Regions from separate parts of the Homo sapiens genome. Here region 1 is linked to region 2. A link is an interaction called in ENCODE POLR2A ChIA-PET data of the cell type or tissue named here. Cell type or tissue: PC-9. All regions are shown on one strand. Each heading gives the region's core, and the rest is flanking DNA. Links, peaks and the distances in the headings are about the cores only.

Evidence for each region. Peaks named below come from ENCODE experiments on the same cell type or tissue, not always from the same donor. Only the 100,000 strongest peaks of a DNase experiment are listed, where the experiment ranks them.
Region 1: POLR2A ChIA-PET joins it to region 2 with 9 read pairs; 4 of 35 experiments call an interaction of 5 or more read pairs at or near these places.

Annotation. Positions count from the first base shown.
Region 1 is chr2:201,753,610-201,760,915 of GRCh38, reverse strand. ALS2 (alsin Rho guanine nucleotide exchange factor ALS2) reads left to right here. Exons shown (of 34, transcript NM_020919.4): 4 at 1-35; 5 at 3,157-3,514; 6 at 6,245-6,413. Among named protein-coding and RNA genes, the nearest start is that of ALS2, 24 kb to the left of the region's middle. In PC-9, for the core only: no CTCF peak of the experiment used is centred there; no DNase peak of the experiment used is centred there.
Region 2 is chr2:201,690,898-201,699,169 of GRCh38, reverse strand. It overlaps MPP4 (MAGUK p55 scaffold protein 4), which reads left to right and starts at 526. Exons shown (of 22, transcript NM_033066.3): 1 at 526-583; 2 at 5,116-5,294; 3 at 6,141-6,262. The coding sequence starts at 5,216. In PC-9, for the core only: no CTCF peak of the experiment used is centred there; DNase peaks (open chromatin) are centred at 449 and 1,139; H3K27ac peaks cover 715 bases.

The sequences.
Region 1 (7,306 bases), core at 4,670-7,169, 57 kb before region 2:
ACTCAGAGCATGGTGAAAAGCCAGTGCCATCTCAGGTACCTGCTCAATTTTATAAAATAAAAGTGTGTCTAGAGTTGAACTGTATGGGCTTTTCTTTAGAAACTTTAAAATGAGTAAGGCTTGGTAGCATTTTTTATTTTTTGAGTTTGATTATAATTTTGTTTTATCAGGCAAGCCTAGATAAAGGAAAGAACCTGGATTAATTCAAAATCACTCTTTATGTTTGTTCTGGCCCTTTATGATATTGAAAGGTGTCATGTTGGGCTTGTTTTATAAGTAGGAGCATTTCATTTTTTTTTCTTGCTAGTACTTTTTTTCTATGGCTAAAGTACTGAATTTTGGTGGGCCCTGAATAGTTTAATATAACTAGAGATTCACAAAGATTCTTCTTACTTGTGTTTGTAACACTCTTCAGAATTCTGTAGAGAAAAGTCTTTTCCTTCTTTAACAGGGAAGATTGTTTTGTGGCAGATCCTTCAATTGTAGGCAGATTTAAAACTTACAGGCAATTACATGTTTCAGTTTTTTTCAATTATAGCTGTGGTCCTTACTGGGCTTAATTTGAAGAGGTGGCTAATATTTTATCTTTTTGTTTGTTTGTTTTTGAGATGGGGTCTTGCTCTGTCACCCAGGCTGGAGTGCAGTAATGCGATTGTGGCTCACTGCAGCCTCGATCTCCCAGGTTCAAGCGATCCTCCCATTTCAGCCTTCCAAGTAGCTGGGACTATACACATGCCACCACACCTGCTGATTTTATTTTTAAGTAGAGTAGAGCCTGTTGCCCAGGCTCATCTCAAACTCCTGAGCTCAAGCAATCCTCCCACCTCAGCCTCCCAAAGTGTTGAGATTACAGGCATGAGCCATCATGCCCAGCCTATTTTATATATCTTATTAAAACTATTTTCATTTTGAAGATTTGTGGTAGAATGAACAAAAGTTGTTTATCAGTAGCACATGGTAAAGTTTGAGTTCCCGCTTAAACTAAATTGTTTTAAAAGGATTATTTCTGTGTTTTACTCTTAGTGTGGCCTTTTGATTTTGCTTTACCAAAACTGTAAGAAAACAAAACAAAAGATCATACTCATAAAAGATCTGTCCTGCAGTGTTTCTTTTTAGGTTTTTGAAACCACATAGCCTCTTGATTCTCAATTCTTATTGTTTACTCTGTCAGAATGTGAACATGAAGGTATTTTTAGAAATAGTCTTTATTTCACAATCTATTCACTGAAACTTGTGGGTATTTGAATTTTTAAAAAAATCAAGGATAAGCTGTTTGGAGAAAGGTATTATAAAGTCTGAACAAAGCAAAAGTAGTAGTTTAACAAGAATGCATGTAGAAAATTCTTAGACTGTACATGCTTATCACATTTTACTTACTTTGTTAAACATTGGAAGTTTTTGTTACTTATGCTAGTAACAATGTGTGTGTTTCTATTGAATTAAATTTAATTTATTTAAATTAAATGTGTGTTTCTATTACATTTAATTTATTCTTTGTAAATAACATCTCAATCATACAGCTAATTCACAAGGAATTTATTTGTTTTAGGGCAAGTTTTTTCTCTTCTGGCGAGATATAACTGAGACTCTCTCACTTGGGAAATAAACCAAAGTATTACTGGTTGACTGGAACTCCTAAAATTATATATTTCATCAAAATTGCTAATTATGTTTTTTGTAGGGGAGGGCTTATTACTATATTTTTAAATATAATTAAGTAGAAGGAGCCAGTTAGAACAGTAGTTCAAGGTTTATATAAGGTAGAGTTTTGTGACTTTGCTGTACCTAGTGGTTAAGAACCCCCTAAAATAGTTACCTCTAAATACCATCACTGCTTATGTAAGGAGCCTTTGTAAACAAAAAGTGGACATAGTGACACTAGTTCTTCTGAACAAGCTATCGTGGGAGCTGTATCACCAAAGAAGTAATAGGCTTTGTATTTCTTTTTCGTTTTATTAAGTATATTTGTTTATTGACTATTTACAGACTAATTTGCATGGAAATAGCTCTTTTGAATTTAGCGTTTAATTCAACAAAATGTTTTGAGTACTTACATGTCAGGCACTTCGCTAGGTACCAGGAATTATTTCCTTTAGGAAGTCAGATGCCAATGTTAAAATATACAAACAAACACACACACACACACACACACACATGCGCACACACACACATTATATTTGTATTTTAGTTTAGGACAAATGAAGGAATGTGTATATTCCCTTTGAGATCTTTGGGTACAATAAGAAGCAAATTTTTCAATATGATCTATGCTGATGAGCTGAAAGCTTTTTTATGTGTTTGGTAGGTACATTTAATGACCTTCCTTTTTAGGGAACAATGATGTTTGACAGCTTAGAGTAAATTTCAACTGATTTTTTCATTAAGATATCAGAAAACTTTAGTTTGACTTTCTAGTACACTTCTAGAATCACACTAAGAACACTGGTTCCAAATGTTTAATTATTAACCTACCACATTTGCCATCTGTGGTAGCAAGAGCAAAGGTAATCCTACAGCTTTTCTAGCCCCTGGGTCATAGAAAATAACTCATTGATGAGCCAGTAAAGGCACTCGAGTTGAGCATAATTTGGGAGATGATAGGTTACAGGTATAACTTATTTTTCCATCTCCATATGCTATATCTAAATTTCAATTTATAAAGCATTTCAGGGAAAGCTTTTTTTTTCTTCATAAAATCTAATTTTTTTCCTGCCACTTCTAGGTAGTAGTCTGTATAAATTTTCCTGAAAGGGATCAATAATGAAATTTGCATTTTTTCAATCTTCTGTCCAGGGCTGTCACAGTGCACTTGGCATTAAAGGCAGTGTTTTCCATGCCTTTTCTTCTCCCTCCCTTTTTACTGTGTTTAATTTTATAAAAGCAGCCGAGGCTTATTTTGAAATACCATAGAAAAACACAACATCTAGACAAAAGGAAGTACTTTGGAGAAGGAACTGTATTTTGAGTACTCATTTCCATTTAATGTGTTAACTCCATGATCAAGAAGAGAATACCTTTAGTTGAAGATGAAGAGAACTTCTGTCGTTTTAGATTCTTACATGCAAATAGCGATGGATATTAGCCTTTCTTTTTATTGATTGCTTGTTGCATAAGGGATTATATTTTTATATAATTTTTTATGTGTGTATATTTTAGCCTCTTTTAGAAGAAGCAATTCCTAATCTCCACAGCCCGCCTACCACAAGCACCTCAGCCCTAAACAGCCTGGTGGTCTCTTGTGCATCTGCTGTTGGTGTGAGAGTGGCTGCTACTTATGAAGCTGGTGCCTTGTCACTGAAGAAAGTTATGAACTTTTATAGTACAACCCCTTGTGAAACTGGAGCTCAGGCAGGCAGTAGTGCCATTGGCCCCGAAGGTTTGAAAGATAGCAGGGAAGAACAGGTTAAACAGGAATCAATGCAAGGAAAGAAAAGTTCAAGTCTTGTGGATATCAGAGAAGAAGAAACAGAGGGAGGCAGTCGAAGACTCTCCCTCCCTGGATTGTTGTCACAAGGTAAGGAAATAACTAGGTTTTGTGAATTGACTTTTGGGGAATCCAGGATGCTCCTGACATCGCATGCTGTATTATTAAAAAAGCTGTCCTAATTATGAAGCTGACATATTCAAATGTGAATATTTATTTAATGGTGGTTTTAAAAGAAAGTTACATGTTTATCTGCTTTAGATATCACTATAAAGTTAGAACGTCACTTTTTCTTGATGTTTGCTCCTGCTTATGAACCTTATTGTGAATCTTATTTTATTGTTCTGGAGTGTTACAGTACCCTTCTTATTTCCTAATTGGGACCGATACTCCAGATCGATGAGGTTGGAGATGCGACCATTGGATAAGTGAATTACTGTACTTGACTTGAAAGAGGAGAGAATTCTTAAGCTTCAAGAAGAGAAAATTTCATTTTCTGAGACCATAGGCAATAAACTTTTTAGAATATTATGCAGTTGGTTCTTCTCCTTTTCTCAATCAGTTCAGCAGTCTCAGCCATCTGGACTTAATGCTTCTCAAGAGTGGCCTGCAGACCAGCAGCATCAGCAGCATCTGGGAACTTGTTACAAACGCAGACTCTCAGGTTCCACTCTCGACTTACTGAATCAAAACATGCATTAGAGCAAGGTCCCCCAGGTGATTAGTATGCACACTAAAGTCTGAGAAGCATTTGATGAGACCAGGATTTGGCAGACTTTTTCTGTAAAGAGCCAAAGAGAAATATTTTAAGGTTTGTAGGACATCCTGTCTCTGTGACAACTACTCAGCTACGCTGTGGTTATGTAAAAGCAGCCAGAGACAATATGTAATGAATGAGTGAAGCTATATCCCAACAAAACTTTATTTACAAAAACATATGGTAGGCCCTGTTTGGCCATGGGCTATAATTGACCAACTCCTGGTTTACATGATTTTGTGCAAAGCTCAAAAGTTAGGAATTCTAGACTGTACTAAAACTTACCTTTTTTACTCTGCACCTGTTTCTCCCCTTGTTCTACTTACTGAACACTCTTGTGCCACTCTTAATTCTCATTACCACCAGATTTTCCTCTACACAAATAAAACTTAAGTCATGATTAATGTGAATATATATGTATATATATATAATATATATGATGTATAAGAAGGCCTATGATCTCTATTAAATCTGAAGGAGAATCTTGCACCAAACTTTTCTTATTCTTAAGTGTCCTTTAGCATTTTAAGTATATAAATATATTTGCAATCTCTTTGAACTACAAATGTGGAATATTTTTTCATATCATTACATCATGAATCCCACTAATAGACTTATATCCTATGGTTAAATTTTACTTAGTAACCTAAAGTATCTTTCGAAAAATTTTACATGTACTCTTTTCCCCCTCTCTAAGAATTATCTGGAGTACATCCTTGAGGAATCTTCAAGTAGGTTTATTTGAGTCTCCGTATGCATAGAAACGATACATTCACCAGAAAAGATGTTGATATTAGGCAGTGATGATCACTTTCTTGTGGCCCTCAAGTTAATGACCTAATGACTAAGTCTCTACTGAGTGACATTTGATGATTTTCTTCAAATCTTATCCTGGCATCAAACACTATTCACATAGTGTTGTGTGTGTTTGATGTAATTTTGAACACTATAAAAGATGGCAATGTTCTTTTAAAACATTTTTTAACATCTCTGTAAAATAATTTGAAATAGGCAAGTACAAAAGCTTTTTAGTATATCCCTTTCATAATCTTTTTCCCGTCTCAGAAATGTTTACATTTTATAGCTAAAATGAATTCTTTATTACAATTATTCATAATATATTTCAACTTAGACCTTGACTTAGAAAGGCTTTTTGTGTTTTAAGAGATGGGAGCCGGGCACAGTGGCTCACACCTGTAATCCCAGCACTTTGGGAGGCCAAGGCAGGAGGATTACTTGAGATCAGGAGTTTGAGAACAGCCTGGCCAGTATGGCAAAACCCTGTCTCTACTAAGAATACAAAAATTAGCTGGGTGTGGTGGTGCATGCCTGTAATCCTAGCTACTCAGGAGGCTGAGGCAGGAGAATCACTTGAACCCAGGAAGCAGAGGTTCCTGCGAGCCGAGATCATGCCATTACACTCCAGCCTGGATGACAAGAGCGAAACTCCGTCTCAAGAAAAAAAAAAGAGACAGTGTCTTGCTATGTTGCCCAGGCTGGAGTGCAGTGGGTATTCACAGATGTAGTCATAACACACTATAACCTCAAACTCCTGTGCTCAAGGAATCCTTCCATCTCAGCCTCCTGAGTAGCTAGGACTACAGCCACTTTGCCTGGCTCGTTAATTTTTGTTTTCAAATGAGAAAAGTATTTGTCAGCCTTAGTATAGTATTTTGTTCAGCATATTCTTTAGAATACAAGTTCTATAGGATGTCACTAGATGTTGTACAGAAAAGGTTTCTGTGGCTAAATGTTTGGAATTCCAGCTGGGTTAAACATATTTAAACAGGGCTTTTATTTACAGGATTTGTCACCACCTTCAGTGTGTGCTAATGTGTGTGTGAATCTCTGCAGAGGAGGTAGTGGGAGGATAGATTGTAGCAGTGAGTATTTACCAATTTCATTTGACTAACAGGTCCCCTTTTCTACAGAGAGCCTCTAGAATATGCTTCAAAAATACCATTGGTGGCGTATGTTTTTGAAAATCTTAAGTTTGTCCAAATGATATGTTTTCTTACCCTCTGGACTCCCACTCCTTCACCCCACGTCTGGTTGGTTTTCAGTTTCCCCCAGGCTCTTAAGAAAGGCTGCACGGGTGAAAACGAGGACAGTGGTTCTGACCCCCACATACAGTGGAGAAGCAGATGCGCTCCTGCCTTCTCTGAGAACAGAAGTGTGGACCTGGGGGAAAGGGAAGGAAGGGCAGCTGGGGCACGGCGATGTTCTGCCTAGGTAAGCGCTACCAACATTTACCGATAGAAGTTGGCTTAAACAAATAATCTCTCTCCTGGGAAGGTCTCTAAATCTCACTTTCCTCATAGAGGAAATCTGGGCTCTTCTAGCTTCAGATTATTACACACCATTAACTCTGATAAAAAGCTGTCACTTTACTCTTGAATTTGTTCTTAACAGTAAAGGACTTGGCCAGGCCTGGTGGCTCACACCTTTAATCCTAGTGCTTTGGAAGACTGAGGCAGGTGGATCACCTGAGGTCAGGAGTTTGAGACCAGGCTGGCCAACATGGCAAAACCCAGTCTCTACTAAAAATACAAAAATTAGCTGGGCATGGTGGTGGGCTCCTATAATTCCAGCTACTCAGGAGGCTGAGGCAGGAGAATCGCTTGAATCTGGGAAGGGCAGAGGTTGCAGTAAGCTGAGATTGTGCCACTTCACTTCAGCCTGGGCAAAAGAATGAAACTCTTATCTCAAAAAAAAAAAAAGGAAAAGAAAAAAAAAGCAGTAAAAGACTTAAGTATCCATGGTGCGCTTTTCCATATCTTCTTCAATGTGTGTTCATCTTGGAGTACAGAAAGGGGTGTTGGGATAAGATTATATTTCACTGGAAGACAGGAATGGCTCAGATTTTTAATTGATGAAAAAGAGGCCCCCACCTGTCACATAGGAAAAGAAAAGAGCCAACAGTTTTTTTTGTTTTGTTTTTTAACCTGAAAGATGTCTCTGCCACTGCCAAAATAACTATAATTCAAACATCAGACTATGTCTATTCACATATATTAGGGTAAAACTGGCATTTTGTTTATTAGAAATTGTTACGACATTAACAAATTAGATATTGGGAAGTTTTTAAGTGAGTAATTGGAATGATTATCTAAAGTAGTGAGTTA
Region 2 (8,272 bases), core at 63-2,562:
TGCAGTATTAAGTTTTCAGATAAAGAAGTAGCTCCTATCTGAGACAGAAAGCACTATTTGTTAGGTTCAGAACAGTGGCTTGGGAGGGGATTGACCAGAAGGTACTGTTTTTGATGGGTTTCTATTATTAGCTGAACAGTCTTCAGTTGTTTTCTCACCATAACATGAGAGATTTAATAAGGTTAGTAGGTTATTGGCTTATTTCCGGTCCTGCCACATTTTTTTCTTTCATTAAAAATGCTATCTTCTGTTGTGGAATGTCTGTCATCTTGAACTAATCAACAAAAATACTATGTTTTTCTGCCGTTAACTATGTGTTGGCAATTTGAGAGAAAATACTAGAATGTAGGTTTGAAAATGATACAAATTAGACTTCAAGGAATACTTAAGAAGATTTGTGGCAGGAAAGGCTTGTGAGTAATTTAGTTGTTAGGCTGGGTTAGGCATCTGTGGATTACATCAAAGAGGATGTGCAGAGATTTTATCGGGAGCAGTGAGGTGACTTTGGCAGCTAACAGGCCACTAGTATCCTACTAAAGCTTTTGTCTGGATAGGAGCAACATGCATGTTTACAGTCTTGCAGGTAAGAGACCTTGGCAAATAATCCTCAGTTACCAGAAGATGTATCCATAACTGCCTAGCTTGCCTGTCAGTTTTTAATAGCTAAAGATATAAATCTGGGTAATCTAACTCAAATGGCTTAGTTTCATTTTAACTCAAATGATATGGGGAATTTTATGATCTTGAAAGAGCAGGTTTTGCTTCGAGAAGCCATTTCTTCAGTATGGAATAATGAGTTGTCAGGAAGATTGAGTACAATGGGCATTTGCCCTGGTCCTAATCAACAGCATTTGGACCCAGAGGAAGCCAGCTATTTTTGTAAGGGCCATTTCTCATCATTAAGTTTCCAAGTGCTTTTTTAGGGTTTGTCTAGTAAAAAGCACTATTTTGAAAAACAAGCATAGTAAGGGTAGGGGGTTGTGGCATTTAATAGTACGTTTTAAAAAGCTAATGGAAATACTTTTAAAACAAGATTTAGGACAAATTCCTTAGGCATCAGTCACACTAATGCATCTTCTGAGTCAAGAACTGGCTATCCTTTCTGTGTACTCAGTCCGGAATTGCATGTGGTGGGTGCTTACTTATTTGCAGTCTCAATCAAGAATTCTCACTCTCAAGATAGCAGAAATAGATAAGCTTCAACTGACAAATTTGGTACAGAAGTCATGGAAAGGAAGGTAAGTCTTTTGCCAGGCATCATGCCAGGCATCAGCATCTTTCAGGACTAAGGAAACAAAAGAGGAAAACTCGATTTTACTACATGTTAACTCTACTGAATACCTCCTTGAATGTCAGATTCCTTATCTGTAAAACAAAGGTTTTGCATTTGATTATCTCTAAGATCCGCTTCTGCCCCCAGTTTTAAAGTTTGATAGGGAAAGAGGTTTAAGTCAGGATACCAGGCCAGGGAGGAAAGGAAGGGAGGGCACAGGCCTCTGGAGTTCAGCTGCCTCCCCCATTAGGATTGAAGTCCCAGCTGCTGGCTACTGCCTTGAGGGAGGTATCAGCCTTTTACTTCTGGATCTTGGCCTCTCCTTGTTCTACCCCTTCCCAACAACAACTGAACATACCAAGTGCTTGCTATGGCCCAAGCACTGTTGCAGGTGAAGCTGCAGCATGAACAAGATAAGCAACATCTCTGCTCCCCAGGCCCTCTGCAGACATGACACCTGCGGGAGACAGACACTGAGCAAGCCAGTGGATACAAGAACTGGGAAAATGAGAAGTGCTATGAGGGCAAGAAGTTGCAACTGTTTTCTTAGCTACCTGGAGGGAGGGAAAATCATTTTCTGGAAGTTTTTTTCTATGAGTTTTGTCTTAGCTTTGGCTGTCATAACAAAGTACCATAGACAGTGGCTTAAACAACAGAAATGTATTTTCTCATACAGTTCTGGAGGCTGGAAGTTGAAGATTGGGATGCCAGCATGGTTGGGTTCTTGCGAGGGTTCTCTTCCTGGCTTTCAGATGGCCGCGTTTTCACTGTGCCATCATCTGGCAGGGAGAGAGAGAACACATGAACTCTGATGGCTCTTACCCAGACGCTAATGACATCTTGAGGCCTCTACCTCATGACCTTAACCCAGTTACCTCCCAAAGGCCCCATCTTCAAATGCCATCAACAATGGGGATTAGGGCTTCAACATCTGAATTGGGGGTGGGGACACAACATTCAGTCCACCATAAATTTGTCATAGGAACCTGAAGATGAGGAGCCAAGCACAGTTTTTAGAATTTGCATAAGTTGTAGATTACTGTAATTATTGTTTTTGCCTCTATGGCTGAGAAACTTTGGGTCAAAACGAGCCTTTTAGAATGTATGAATTAGTTATCTAGGTAGCCCTGAAGTTGGCTCTAGATTTATTAGAAGCTATTTTAACCATTGCATTCACTCAAGAAACCACCGCCTATCTGTGAAGCACAGTCTATCTGTAAAGCTCCCTCACAATAAATTCATCTCAGAAATATGTAGTCTCTAGTGTGTGCCCCCAACTGCTGAATGGGTAGGCCTAGCTCAGCACAGTCATTCGGGCATTAAATATGGCAGAAATGTGGTCCACCTCATGACGTGCAAACAACAGTTGGCTTGTTTAATCTGCACTGCTTTGCCAAGGACGTGTGATTTGTGAGGTGCTGGAGGGGAACCAATTTTAAGAGTCAGCCTGAGTGTCAGCCTCATCTGTCTGCTCTGACTTTTGTCTGCTCTCTAGCAGGCACTCCATCTCCCTTTTCAATTTTCTACCCTGGAAGTGCTCCCCTCCAGGGAGGAAGATGAGTCAGATATGCAGCTGTGATGCTAAATGATTCAATAGAGTCAAAAACAACACAGAACACAGGAAAACGCATTGTTTAATCTGACTCAATTACAAGTGGGCAAGGTAGGTGATGGAGGGCAAGTCAAAAGCATAACGATGTCAAGCTTTGGTAGAACCTAGCAAACCGGAAGACTTCAGGGTGTTTGGAAAGGAATGTGTAGGGGAAAGTTGTCTAAAATGCTGTAACAGCTTTCTGTGTTGCTCTTCTCACTGCCTTAGAATTTAGAGTCAAAATAATAATGATCTTTTCTTCTTTTAGATAGCCTTCCTGGCTTCAACCCACAATCAGTCTAGATTCTAGACAGTGGTTCTCAACCCTATCAGAGTCAATACTCCAGTCTTTAACAACTAATTTGAAGTGTTCCTTTTATAACAAAAACCTTAATGTATTCTTTATTGTCCTACTATAACAATGTTGTTGGTCCCTACCCCCACCGCATACCCCTTGGTTGTTACCATTTTGGTGCACTCTGAGCCCACTCCAGCTGCTAGCCCCTCCACTTCCTATCCGAAGGTATACATGTTGCATGCTGGAAGAGTCAGAAATAATGCTCTCTGGGAAGAGCTCTTAACCTGTTGGCTCTAACAGGGGCCAAGAGAGTGAGGGTATTTATATACCAAGGTTGCCATTGGTGTATAAAAACCCTCATGTTGCCATTGGTGTGTAAATACTCTCACTCCCTTGGCCCCTGTTCCCCCGTGGGATTAAGCTCTAGTTGCCTACAGTGGTTACTTCTTGATGACAACCTATTACTGGCTTTTTCACCTTCCCTGCCTCAATACCCTACTCCCCATTGTATATTAAACCAGTGCAAAAGTGTCTTGTGTTTATATGTAAAGAAAAGTTGGCGTCTGGATTCAGATAACTACAGGTTTTATTGTTTTTCAGTGACATGATAGTTCAGTGGGACATTTGAAAGCTATACAGGGCATGAGGCGATTCTTCACTGTGTAGGGCAACTTGTGGAAAACTTTGCTTAAAGAGCAGTAGGCATATTTTCTTTGCCCGTGTTTTCTTAATCCCTTCCTCCCCTACCCTGTTGGCCGAAATGTAGGCGTGATGACTGGAGCTGCAGCTGCCATCTTGGAGCAGGTAGACAGAACCATGCTACACCCTAGGGTGACAGAGCAGTAGCCGGAAGGAACCTATTCCCTGAGGACTTCGTGGAGCAAGGCTGCCCTATTAGCCCTGGATTCTCTCTGTCTCTGAACTTTCACACGAACAAGATATAAACTACTCTGCTAAGCCAAAATTATTCTGGGTTTCTACTTCTTGAAACTAAATCTACCTAAAGCAATACCAAAAATAAACATTAAAATAAGCATTTCAAACTAGTTTTCAAAGACTGGTATTAAATCTGATAGGGTTAAGAAAACTGTCTAGGCCAGGTGCGATGGCTCACACCTATTATCCCAGTGCTTAGAGAAGCCAAGGTGGGAAGATTGCCCAGAAGTTGGAGACCAGCCTGGGCAACATAGTGAGACCCCATCTCTACAAGAAGTTAAAAATTAGCCGAGTGTGGTGGCACATGCCTATGGTCCCAGATACTCAAGAGGCTGAGGTAGCAGGATGATTTGAACCTAAGAGGTCGAGGGTGCATGATCATGAGCCATGATCATGCCACCACACTTCAGCCTAAGCAACAGAGTGAGACCCTGTCTCAAAAAAAAAAAAAAAAAAAAAAAAAGGGAAAAAGAAAACTGTCCAGACTCTATACAAATTGTAGGATTGAGCCAGGAAAGCACTCTAGAAACAAAACAAAACAACAGATCGTTACAGTGTTGTCTCTAAATTCCAAGAGTGTGCCTCAGTAATAACCCATAATTCTTGCAACTGTGACCAGACCAGCTAGTTCTTCTATGAAGAACTATAAGGTGCAATGAGAGGAAATGGGGCACCTGAGTGGAGCTGGTCCACGCAAGACTTTTCTGAGCTCTAATGATGGGTAAAGTCAACTGGGTAAAGAGGTGGAAGATAAATAAATATAGTATTTGTCATTTACTTCTAAAAAGTGGGTAGGTGTGGTTTCTAGGAAATCAATTCTTCTGAAAGGCTAAAAAATGTGTTTAAAACATGGAGTTAGGGGGAGCATTTTATGCAATAGTCGTTTTCTCTTTCACGCCACTGGTGATGGTTAAGAGTAGGCACCACAGGGGAAGACTGTGTTTCATTTGATGTGTATCCCAGTGTGTAGCACAGGGCCTGGCTTGCTGAGGAAATGCTATTGAAAATATATTCCAGTGTGCTGAGAGCTGGTGGCCAGTGGGACTGAGTGAGCTGTGTGCCGTGTATTGACCCGCTTCCTAGTCCTGAATTCCTTTCAGAAGCTCCGGCAGGGAGGATGATACAGTCAGACAAAGGAGCAGATCCACCAGACAAGAAGGACATGAAGCTTTCTACAGCCACCAATCCACAGAATGGTATGTGTCACCAGGACTCCTTTTCTAGACCAGAAAGTAATATCACCTCTGACATGTGATCAAATGAATAGGCAGAAATCCTGACAGACTTACTGTGATCCCTATGAGGATCTTGTACATTTTTGGTTGCACTACTGCCCTACCAGTGATAACTTTAAGAACAAATTTCAAGCCAGGAAGGAAATAAATGGACATGATGGATTCAAAACCTTTTTTTCCCTTACCTGACAATGTTTTATGTAAAACTTAGAACTTCTTAAGTTGTTCACATTCAGAATATCACTACAACACTGTGAAAATACTGTCAAAAAATAGAATATTCACTAAAATCTGTTTAGAGACCCTTTAATCAGGAGAATACTGAGCTTTGCATTAAATCTATTGGGAGTTAGAATTTTTCAATATCACTCTCAATAAGAATTTTTTGAGAGGATGAAATGACTCTTATGTTTGAGTTAGAGAAAGAGGATACAGAACACAAGTAGATAATTTTGGGATAAACGACAGGCTGGTAAGATGGGGGAGGGGAAAGCAATCATTTTCCTTTCATGACATCTTACATCTGCACATCACGATCTATTATTTTACTCAGTGTTAAGAACAACACTATGACAAAGCTAGCACCTTCTCATCTTGGGCAAAGAAACTGGGTTTCGGATAGCTATGTGACTTTGTGACGTTCACAAAGTAAGAGGTGGAACAGGGCTTGAAGTCAGATCTTTTGGCCTGAGATCCAGTGTCATTTCCACTCCTGGTGAGACCCCATGGCATGCCCCAGCTATCTGAGTTGCCTTTCACATTTACACCCGCACCTGCCACCCCATCTCTGCTCTCTTCCTTTCCTAGGCCTCTCCCAGATCCTGAGGCTTGTGCTGCAAGAGCTGAGTCTGTTCTACGGCAGAGATGTGAATGGAGTGTGTCTCTTGTACGATCTCCTCCACTCGCCGTGGCTTCAGGCTCTGCTAAAGGTGAGTGCTTCTTTGCTCGGAAGCCTTTGCTTGCTGAAGGGGTTGTGGGGAGTGTGTAGAAAATGACAGCTTCAGTCCATTCAGGCTGGATAGTGGAATAGTTTATAAACAACAGAAATTGATATCTCACAGTTCTGTAGGCCAGGAAGTCCAAAATCCAGTCGGCAGCAGATTCAGTGTCTTTTGAGGGCTCCCTCTCTGGTTCCTAAATGGTAACTTCTTGCTATGTCCTCACATAATGGAAGGGGCTAGCCAGCTCTCTTGGGGTCTCTTGTATAAGGGCATTAATTCCATATTCATGAGGGCAGAGCCCTGATGACCTATCGGCTCCCAAAGACCTTACCTATTTTTTTTTTTTTTTTTTGAGACAGAGTCTCACTCTGTTGCCCAGGCTGGAATGCGCTGGCCTGATCTCAACTCACTGCAACCTCCGCCTCCCAGCTTCAAGCGATTCTCCTGCCTCAGCCTCCTGAGTAGCTGGGATTACAGGCACCCACCACCACACTTGGCTCATTTTTGTAGTTTTAATAGAGATGGGGTTTCACCATGTTGGCCAGGCTGGTCTCAAACTCCTGACCTCAGGTGATCCGTCCGGCTCAGCTTCCCAAAGTGCTGGGATTACAGGCATGAGCCACCACACCCAGCTAGCCTTACCTTTTAATATCATCACATATGCATTTTGGAAGTACACATTCAGATCATAGCAACTACTTACCCAATGGTGTCATTTATCAACTGGTAGGAAATTTCAACTTGGAAAAAGTTCTTAGAAGGCAACTCTCAGAGAAGAGCTACACAAACTTCTTCGCTTAGGAAGGAATTAACTTAGGTGGAGGAGAATATGGTAGTCCCTTCCTTTTCTCCCCACAGCTCTTTTTCTTCCAGAGGCCCCCTGGAATCACAAAACAGCCACCACGATGGTCATTGGCAACACTTTATCAGCTGGCTACAACCGTTTGTCCTTGCAGCAACCCTGGATAAATAAAAGTGCTTTAAAAAGTTATTCCTATTTGTTTGTTAAAGTTAGAAAGTAAAATATCTACAGTTCTGTTTAGGTACCCTGAAGTTTCTTATTCTAAAGTTTCTTCTGGCCCAGTGTGATGGTTCATGCCTGTAATCCCAACATTTTGGGAGGCCGAGGCTGGTGGATCACCTGAGGTCAGGAGGTTGAGACCAGCCTGGCCAACATGGCAAAACCCTGTCTCTACTAAAAATACAAAAAATTAGCCATATGCAGTGGCACGCACCTGTAATCTCAGCTACTCTGGAGGCTGAGGCACGAGAATTGCTTAAACCTGGGAGGCAGAGGTTGTAGTGAGCCAAGATTGAGCCACTGCACTCCAGCCTGTGTGACAGAGAGAGACTCCATCTCAAAATAAATAAATAAAATAGAATAAATAAAGTTTATTCTTTTTTAATTTGGCTAAAATTCCATGCACTATACAATAGCGTCTAATAGATAGTAGAAAAATAGCATCTACTATCTAGTAGATGCCACTACTATAATTTTGTTGTTCTGAACAAGTGTTATTATTAAGAGAGATCCTTTTGAAGTTATTTTTTGGGATGTGGGTATTTCCTTCACTTAAGTGTGAAATGTGGTCTGTCTTATAGTGCATGTTAATATTATACAATAAAAGTGGCAACATCTTTGGCATGAATGAAGTACTCCTCATAGCACCTGTTATAAAACACCTGATTTCTATCAGGCATTTTCCCACAGGATCAGCTAAGATAGGAGTTTTAATTTCATGATGGGCATTGCCTTTGCTCACCACTGCTAGGCCCTTGGTGAGTTATCCAATCAGCCTTCATCACTTCCAGGTAAACCTGAATGCGGGCCCTGGGATAGAGCAGGGAAGCAGCATCATCACTAATCTGGATAGAAAAGACTGGGGGCTCAGCCGGCCCCTTGGGCCTTATTTCTTCGTCTGTAAGAGAAACTCAATTCCTAAAATAAGATCAAGGGGTGCATTGCAGAGCTAGGCAGGCTTTGGTGTCCTCAGCCCA